Regions from separate parts of the Homo sapiens genome. Here region 1 is linked to region 2. Evidence: chromatin loops called from intact Hi-C (ENCODE). Cell type or tissue: mammary epithelial cell. All regions are shown on one strand.

Evidence for each region. Hi-C counts contacts between places; a loop is a spot of excess contacts. Peaks named below come from ENCODE experiments on the same cell type or tissue, not always from the same donor. Only the 100,000 strongest peaks of a DNase experiment are listed, where the experiment ranks them.
Region 1: a loop joins it to region 2, with 6 times the contacts of the local background. A loop is called at or near these places in 9 of 110 quality-filtered maps.

The regions. Positions count from the first base shown.
Region 1 is chr1:179,139,130-179,144,129 of GRCh38, forward strand. All of the region lies in intron 1 of ABL2 (ABL proto-oncogene 2, non-receptor tyrosine kinase), which reads right to left. Among named protein-coding and RNA genes, the nearest start is that of TOR3A, 60 kb to the left of the region's middle. RefSeq lists enhancers at 1-195, 3,514-4,713. In mammary epithelial cell, no CTCF peak of the experiment used is centred here; DNase peaks (open chromatin) are centred at 2,922, 4,022 and 4,412; H3K4me3 peaks cover 2,469 bases; H3K27ac peaks cover 3,641 bases.
Region 2 is chr1:179,191,619-179,196,618 of GRCh38, forward strand. All of the region lies in intron 1 of ABL2 (ABL proto-oncogene 2, non-receptor tyrosine kinase), which reads right to left. It also overlaps the pseudogene LOC124900432. Among named protein-coding and RNA genes, the nearest start is that of ABL2, 36 kb to the right of the region's middle. In mammary epithelial cell, a CTCF peak has its summit at 2,405; no DNase peak of the experiment used is centred here.

The sequences.
Region 1 (5,000 bases), 52 kb before region 2:
CCACACTGTGGAAGCTTTGTTCTTTCGCTCTTTGCAATAAATCTTGCTACTGCTCACTCTTTGGGTCCACACTGCTTTTATGAGCCGTAACACTCACCGCAAAGATCTGCAGCTTCACTCCTGAAGCCAGCAAGACCACGAGCCCACCGGGAGGAACGAACAACTCCAAACGCGCTACCTTAAGAGCTGTAACACTCACTGCAAAGGTCTGCAGCTTCACTCCTGAGCCAGCGAGACCACGAACTCACCAGAAGGAAGAAACTCCGAACACATCTGAACATCAGAAGGAACAAACTCCAGACACGCCACCTTAAGAGCTGTAGCACTCACCGCGAGGGTCTGCGGCTTCATTCTTGAAGTCAGTGAGACCAAGAACCCACCAATTCCGGACACAGCTCCCTTCTTGCTCTCACAAACAACATCCAATTCACTCAGAAATTCCATTGGCACTGCCTTCAAAAATATATCCAGAATCTAACCACTTCTCATTCAGTACCACTTCATGACCACCATCATCTAGGTAAGGGGACCCCAACCCCTGGGCCACAGACAGGTCTGTGGCCTGTTAGGAACTGGGCCACACAGCAGCAGGTGAGCAGCGGGCCAGCGAGCATTACCGCTTGAGCTCCACCTCCCGTCAGATTAGTGGAGGCATTTGATTCTCACAGGAGCTGAAACCTACTGTGAACTGCTCAAGCAAGGGATCTAGGTTGAATGCTCCTTATGATAATCTAATGCCTGATGATCTGAGGTGGAACAGTTTCATGTGAAACCACCGCTCCCCACCCAGTCTGTGAAAAAATTGACTTCCATGAAACTGGTCCCTGGTGCCAAAAAGGTTGGGACCACTGATGTAGACTATTTCACTAGACTCCTGATTTCCATGCTTCCGTGCTTGTTCCCTACTGTTTATTCTCAACATACCAGCCATCTTTCAGAGCATAAGTCAGATTGCTACTCCTCTGTTCAAGACTCTTCAAAGGTTCCCCATTTTAGAGTAAAAGCTAAAATCCTTAAAGGCCCTGCAAGGTCCTTCACAATTGGTCTTGCCCAGCATCTCCTGCTGCTATTCCTCTACCTTATTCTGGCCACTGACATCAATGCTATTGCTTGAACAAAGCAGGCACACTTCTGCCTCAGGACCTTTGCGCTGGCTTTTCCTTTTGCCTAAAACACTCTTCCCCATGACATTTCACCAAATGTTACCTTCTCAGTATGTCATTCTCTGATTATTCCATTTTAAAGTACATCTATTCTTGATAACACTCTCACATCCCCCACTGACTCCTTTCCTGATTTATTTTATCTCCATAGCTCTTATTACCACCAAACATAGTGTATAATTTACTTATTTATTATTATATTCATGTATCTAAGTCTCCTTGCTAAAATGTAAGTTTTATGAGGACCAGGATTGTTGTCTGTTTTGTTCACTGAACAGTGACTCCAGAACAGTGTCTACATATAAGAGGCTCTCAAAAAAGATTTGCTGAATGAATGAACTATGTATACATCCTTACTCACAGAGGATGCTATGAGAGGAAAGAATATAAAACAAAACTCTAGAGTCTGGCAAGGTTTCAGACTTAAAATTAGATAAACATTTAAACTGGATGAACGCAGGCCAGGCACAGTAGCTCATGCCTATAATCTCAGCACTTTGAGAAGCCAAGGCGGGAGGATCACTTGAGGCCAGGAGTTCAAGACCAGCCTGGGCAACATCATGAGACTTCATCAGGTGTGGTGGCTAGCGTCTGTAATCCCAGCACTTTGGGAGGCCGAGGTGGATCACCTGAGGTCAGGAGTTCGAGACCAGTCTGGCCAACATGGCAAAACCCTGACTGGGTGTGGTGGCGGGTGCCTGTAATCCCAACTACTCGGGAGGCTGAGGCAGGAGAATTGCTTGAACCCGGGAGGCAGAGGTTGCAGTGAACTGAGATCAGACTGCTGCACTCCAACTTGGGTGACAAAGCAAGACTCTGTCTCAAAAAAAAAAAAAAAAAAAAAATTAAGTATTGGCTGGGCATAGTGGCACACAACTGTAGTCCCAGCTACCCAGGAAGCTGAGGTAGGATTGTCTGAGCCTGGGAGGTTGAGCCTGCAGTGAGCCAAGATCACACCATTGTACTCCAATCTAGACAATAGAACAAAACCCTGTCTTTAAGAAAAAAAAAAATTAGATTAATAGGAATTCTGCACTGATGACAGTAGAGTGACAGACTGTCAATACGCAAGGACATGTTTATAATAAGGGGAAACTCTGAACCCAAAAGAGGACTCTTAAAGACAAGTCAACTTCCTGAAAGTTGTGTTATCTGACAAAAGGAGAAAACAGAATGAGATCTACAGCACGATTTTATGTAAATTTAGAAGATATATGCAGGCCAAACAATATTATATTTCTGAAATATGTAAAGTAATAACTATAGGATAAAAGTAATTTTTGAGGCCAAAGTACTAAAAGAACCACAACTTAGAAAACAATCCTTCTTATTCCCCATTCCCCTTCTTCCCGTCTCTGGTTTTACGGTCTTTTTGGTTGAGTCAAAAGATCTTATTTCCTTCCTTTCTTCTTTCTTCCCACTCCTCTTTTGTTCTCAAAGAACTTAGGGTCAATTTCCTGCACAATCTGTCTGCACAGGATATCCACTTAAACACCATTCTACCCATTAGCACCAAACAAAAGGAAAACTTTTTCAAAGAGAAAAACACCCTAACATTTTTCTGAAGCTAAGAACGAACATATTTTGAATCATAAAGAGTAAGGGAACTAAATGAGGGGGAACAAGATAAGGGATAAAGGCAAAAACAAAAGAAAACAAAAGCCTGTGGGAAGAGCAAGTAAATGTCAGTGTTACCCAGTAGCTATAGTCTATGTCACTTTCCTCATTGGTTAAGACAGACATGTCTGGATGATTCAGATGTACTGTATACGCCCAAATGCAAGTGTGTGGGCTGGGAATGGTTTATTTTTGAACAAAATGAAATGACTACTATAAATTAGGTAACTTAGATATCAAGTTAACTTATCTTCCATTATTCACTGCTATAGAGGTAGATCAGAGATTTAAGATGGGATAAGAGAAGACTGATTTTCACTCACATGTAAAGAACCTAGATAACAGAAATATATTATCACAATTTAAAAAAGGCATTTTTTTTCTATTGCTACAGTTGCAGGCTACAACAAAAATAAAGCAAAACAGAATAGCCACTTGTACAAAGTAAATTATCATGATTGAAAAAGTTAAAACCCAAAATAATAAAACTGAAATTGAGAAAATTCCTAAGCTTCATGTTTAATTTTATTAAAAATACTTTTCACCAGTTAGTCATTCAGTAACTTTTATCAGTTTAATTAGAAATTTGTCAGGTAGTAATAGGAGAAATTAATATTACAAATTTTTAGTTTAGGCATTTTCAAGTATTTTATAAACATTATCTTGCCAGAATTCTACTTTATCTGACTGTATATTCTCTAAGAAGCTAATAAGTTTTAATAACTTCTTTTAAAAATTATGTAAGGTAAATTATTCAACAGTTTTCAATATAGCTTAAGTTCTTCACATCAAGCCATCTATATCTTATTATTACAAAATACTACATATTATCCATACATTCTTCCATTCAGTATTTATTGAGATCCTACTATGAGATATTCCCCCAAGAAAGCACACAAACTTTCACTGACCAAGAATGAAGACAAAAACAGTAGCAGATAAGATGAATTTTTTGAAATCTTCATTCACACTTGATTAATGTGGTTATCAAGCCTCCCTGAAACTATCAACTCTGAACCATACCTGTTAAGTCGGGTAGAGCAGATTCTGAGGCCTCAGTGCACAGGCAGCAAAGTGAAGTGTCCTGATCTCTGCCATAACTATTAGGTGGAAGGAGAACTGTCCCAAGGACCATACCTCTGCCCAGAAGCACAAAAGTTAAACTGTTCTGTGTAAAGAGGAAGTCTTAGAATTCCATTCTCTGACAAGCAATACCACATGCATGTGACATTTACTCATGTACTCAGTGGCCAGAGGGAACCAATAAAATGGTGAGCATTCACAATTCCCAAAGTGGGTGGAGAGTGACCTAAAGGAAAATTTCCAGCAATCCGCAAAAGACTGAGTCAGAATGGAGTTACTTCAAAATCTCTGAGAACACTTTTAAAATGTAAGTAAAATAAAAACCAACATATATATGTATAACAAATAGCCTAATAATAAAACAATGTAGAAGTTAATATATCTCTATTTTATAGGGAGATGATGAGGTGAGACTAGAGAGAAAAGTTTCCTTGGAGAAAATCTGTTTACAATAAAACACGAAATACACTTTTAAAAGAAAGGAAACGCCTAACAAGACTCATCTTTTACATCACTTAAATAGTTCAAGAAACCACAAAGCCAAAGTCAAAGAAATAGCTGTGATCTGATTCATGAGCACAGAAGCCAAGAAATAACTGCCTTTGCTAACAATCTGGCTCTATAGCTTAATAAAGGTTAAAAACATGGCAATATAGTGTTGAAAACTTTTGAGTGTTAAAAGTTTATTTACTTATTTATTTTTATTTACTTATTTATTTTTTGAGACGGAGTCTCGCTCTGTCGCCCAGGCTGGAAGGCAGTGGCGCGATCTCGGCTCACTGCAACCTCTACCTCACGGGTTCAAGTGATTATCCTGCCTCAGCCTCCCAGGTGACTGCGATTACAGGCGCCCGCCACCACGCCCAGCTAATTTTTTGTATTTTTAGAAGAGACGGGGTTTCACTATGTTGGCCAGGCTGGTCTCAAACTCCTGACCTCGTGATCCACCTGCCTCAGCCTCCCAAAGTGCTAGGATTACAGGCATGAGCCACCATGCCCAGCCTGAGTGTTAAAAGTTTTTAAAGCAAAAAGCCCAATCTTTGTTAATAAACAGGAACAAAGTTAAAGAAAATTTAAAAACCTGAAAATGATAGTACTTTATGAGAATTAAACTAGTAAAACCTACAAATAATACAT
Region 2 (5,000 bases):
ACCGTGTTGTCCAGGCTGGTCTTGAACTCATTACCTCAGGTGATATCCACCCACTTCGGCCTCCCAAAGTGCTGGGATTACAGGCATGAGCCACCTTGTCCGGCCTCTGAAATTACTTCATATATACATATTCTGCTATCATTTAAATAATCAACACTCTGTAAAGGTTTTTAAAAATCACTAAAGAGTTTTCAAAACAATTACTAAGAAACAGTCTGTGTCATGTTAAATGACAGATGGAACAATTACTCAATTGAAATGAGACAGAAAATCTGACAATCAATTGGAAACTGTCATATAAAAATTAAGGTTGGACCTAAGCAAAAGCATTACAAATGGTTTTTCCTTTGCTTTTATATTCTCTTTAAGAAAAATACATTTAATTGCAAACAAAGTATAAAGCAGAAGAGTAACTTATACTTGGTGACATTTTACCATTCCCCTACAGTCAAAATATAACAAAATATTTGAACCAATCATATTTCACTCCTTGGTTAGTCACGTATATAGCAGGGACTCTATACTCAGTAGTTACAGATTTAGTTACGAAAAACAATCCACAGGAATACCTTGGCTCTCACTCTACCAAAGGTAGATATGGCTGGCATCTTGAGCATGCTAGTCAATCTATCCAAATGCACAACTACTCATATCCCACCACTCTCTAGCTGTTTCCTATTTCATTTCATTAGGGAGACAGAGACAAACCAAAAAATATGATAAGAGAATGTCAAATGTGGAATGTCAAACCCTTCCACCAACACTGTTATCTCCATAACATCCTATAAAATTATCACTCAAGCTCGAATTACAACAAACTCTCAATAAATCCTAGACCACTTTTATTCTCACTGGACAAATAAATATCCTTGTTCTTGTCCCACACTGCCTGAATTTCCATTTTCCAAGTCATGTTATCATAATGGCACACCAATTCACCCATTTGTTGTACCTGTAAGTACCAGAAAAATCAAGTAAATTAACTCAAGCAGGTTGAGTTAAATCTGACAATTGACTTAACCTTTAATTACTTATGTGCCAGACATAAAAGAATGAAACACATGGCATGCAGAAAAACTGTACAATCACATCACATAGAAAAAATTTTAAAACTAGGTTAAGTAAATTAATAAATTTTGGTTATTCAAAGTATGTTCTGAAACATTAAGTCTGATAACTTCTTCCTAATAAATACAAGAGTCTGAATTATTTTCTTAAAATTTTGCTATTTCAAGTACAGAACTTTTCACGTATTTTTCTTTAAAGCATTAAGTCACACTGTATTATGTCTATTTGAATTACTACTTAAATTACTAGAAAGAAATCAAGATAACATTAAACTCTTAAAATATCTTTGGTAACAGAATGAATTATCTTCTGCGTTGTTGTCTATATCAAAGGTCATATCATATTTCATACTTTTCTAAGGTAAACATTTAAACAGCATACATGGTATGATGGAGAAAATTATACAAACTCACACCAAATATCAGCCTTTCTGAATTTCCAAAAAAGGGCACAACTTGCAAAAAAAAATGAGAACCATAATTTTCATGTATCAAGAAAAAAAATATAATAATCTGTTTTTCTAAAGTGCCCGAAGAAGTCAATTTGTGGCAACACTACCAGAAAAAGTGGCCAATGAAATCACACAAAATTTCTAAACTTTAAAAATGTACTAGGCTCTTTCTAAAGGTGAATATTATTGTCAAATCAGTAACTCAAACCAGCCCTAAATGTCTGCTTTTTTTTTTTTCAGGTAAGCAAGTGGGATTTAATTTTTTGTTTGTTTGTTTCTTTTTTGAGACAGAGTCTCATTCTGTCACTCAGGCTGGAGTGCAATGGCGCAATCTTGACTCACTTGCAACCTCTGCCTCCTGGGTTCAAGCAATTCTCCTGCTTCAGCCTCCCAAATAGCTGGGATAACAAGCGCCTGCGACCACGCCCACCTAATTTTTTGTATTTTTAGTAGAGATGGGGTTTCACCATGTTCACCAAGCTAGTCTTGAACTCCTGACCTCAAGTGATCCACCCTCCTTGGCCTCTCAAAGTGCTGGGATTACAGGTGTGAGCCACCGTGCCTGGCCTAATTTTTTGTTGCTGTTGTATTTTGTTTTTTTGGTTTTTTTTGGAGACGGAGTCTCGCTCTGTCGCCCAGGCTGGAGTGCAATGGCGCGATCTCGGCTCACTGCAAGCTCCATCTCCCAGGTTCACGCCATTCTCCTGCCTCAGCCTTCTGAGTAGCTGGGACTACAGACGCCCGCCACCATGTGGCCCAGCTAATTTTTTGTATTTTTTTAGTAGAGATAGGGTTTCACCTTGTTAGCCAGGATGGTCTCGATCCTGGCCAAATTTTTAAGTGATAGCAACAACTGGATTTTCTTCCTAAGTACTGGAGTATCCCCTAGTGGACTGGTGAGGAACAGTTTTTTGACTTACTAATCAAACTCTGTCATAATAAATTCACTTTTTTATAATCTCACCTAAATATCTTTTTTCCCATGGTCAAAACAGAGTTAACATTAGTTTTCATAAATTTCATAATTTTGACTACAGTGAAGGTCCTACAAGGTAGAAACACATTTTTTTTGACAAATACCATTTCCAGTGTTTCAAATACAATAACCTCTTTCAAGAATCTTGTTACATGAGCACGAATTTAGTAAGTGAAAAATCAATCATCCTTAATAGTTTCCTAACGGGCAAAGGAAGTTTTTATGGAAATTAAACTACTTCACTGAACTAAATGTCAACAATCAAATCATGAACATTAAGTAGAGTGCTTCCTAAAGAGCCAGGGGTTATCAAAGATAAATTTGAGAAACTACTGATGGAGGCTTGAAAATGATTTTTTTACATATCATATAATTTCTGCTAACATGGAATAAGGATTTCTAAAAAACAATTTTTAAGGTATCAACACACTATTTACACACATATTAAAACTCTACACACAAAACACTTCATATTTCTGCAAATAATTAAAATCCACTGAAGAATACAAGGGCTCCAGCTAGCAGTATGACTGGAACCTTGTGAGAGACCCTGAGCTAGAACCACCCAGCTAAGCCACTCTCAGATTTCTGACACTCAGAATAAATGTTGTTTGTTTTAAGCTGCTAAATTTGGGAATAACTGGTTACTCAGGAACAAATATGTTGCGTTTAATATGCTTAAAGAAAAAAAGAGGGTAATGATAGTAAGAAGAAAATGGCACTATAAAACAAAGACCAACAAGTCAACAACAAAAAAGCAAACAGATTCAAAAATGGGCAAAGGACTTAAAAATTTCTCGAAAACAGATACACAAATAGCCAATAAACACTTGTTAAAAAATGCCCAACATCACTAATAATTAGGGAAATGCATATCAAAACGACAATGAGAGGCCAGGCATGGTGGCTCACGCCTGTAATCCCTGCATTTTGGGAGCCTGAGGCAGGTGGATTACCTGAGGTCAGGAGTTCCAGACCAGCCTGGCCAACAAGGTGAAACCCCATCTCTACTAAAACTACAAAACTTACCCGGGCATGGCAGTGCATTCCTGTAGTCCCAGCTACTCAAGAAGCTGAGGCAAGAGAATCGCTGGGACCCAGGAGACTGAGGTTGCAGTGAGCTGAGATCGCACCACTGCACTCCAGCCTGGGCAACACAGTAAAACTCTGTCTCAAAAAAAACAAAAAACAAAAAAACAGTGAGATACCACATCACAGCCATTAGGATGGCTATTACTAAAACACACACGAACACAGAAAATAACAAATGTTGGTGAGGGTATGGAGAAACTAGAACCCTTGTGCATTATTGGTGGGAATATAAAATGGTAAAGCCACTATGGAAGACAGTATGGTGGTTCCTCAGAAAAATTAAACATAGAATTACTGTATGATCCAACAATTTCACTTCTGTATATATATATTCAAAAGAATTGAAAGCAGGAACTCAGATATACTTGCATGCCCATGTTCACTGCAGCATTAGTCACAATAGCCAAAAAGTGGAAGCAATCAAAGTAGTCCATAAAGAGATGAGTGGATAAAGAAAATGGGCTACATACACACCATTAAATATCATTCAGCCCTTAAATAAAAAAAAAGAAATTCTCCTGCACGTTACAACACAGATGTACCTTGAAGATTAAGTTAAATGAAATGAGCCAGTTACAAAAGGGCAAATACTATATGATTCCATTTATATGAGGAACCTAGAGTAGTCAAACTCATAAAGGCAGAAAGTAAAATGTGGTTGCCAAGGGCTAGAGGAAATTATAAAACGGGGAATTATAATTTAACAGATGCAGAGCTTCAGTCTGGAAGAAGAAAAGAGTTCTGGAGATGGATGGTGGTCATGTATGGTTATATGGTAGTGATGGATGGTTACACAACAGTATGAAAAGAGCAATGGCTCACGCTTGTAATCCTAGCACTTTGGCAGGCCGAGGTGGACGGATCACTTGAGGCCAGGAGTTCCTCCCCAAATCCAAGTTCCTAGATGCCAGCCAAGGGCCAACCTTGCAAGCAGACCTCGCTAAGCATATCAGTCTCAATCAGGCCTGCTATGTTAATTCTTTCTGCACAACTGAGATGTTCTCTTTGGAAATAACATGGTTTTTTGTCTTGTTTTTGGAGTTCTGTGTTTTTCTATTCAAAATGCACCCCCATTTCCTGTCACTTTAACTAAAATTACCTTATTGAAATTTGTATCTTTTTTGTAACTTATCAGCTACTTATGCCCAAGTTTTAAAACATTTACAAGCCACAAATATGGTGGATACACTATGGGATGATTAAATTATTTGTCTGTACTTAAGTAGAATACCTATGAGAAAAATCCCTTTAAGATTTAAAGATGGTAATCCAAGGTGATTCCTTCTCCAAGGGGGACATCCAGTGACCCTCTCAGGAAGTAGCAACTTGGAATAGAATAGTCCAGGAGTTCCAGGACCAGCCTGGCCAATATGGCGAAACCCCATCTATACTAGAAATACAAAAACTAGCCGG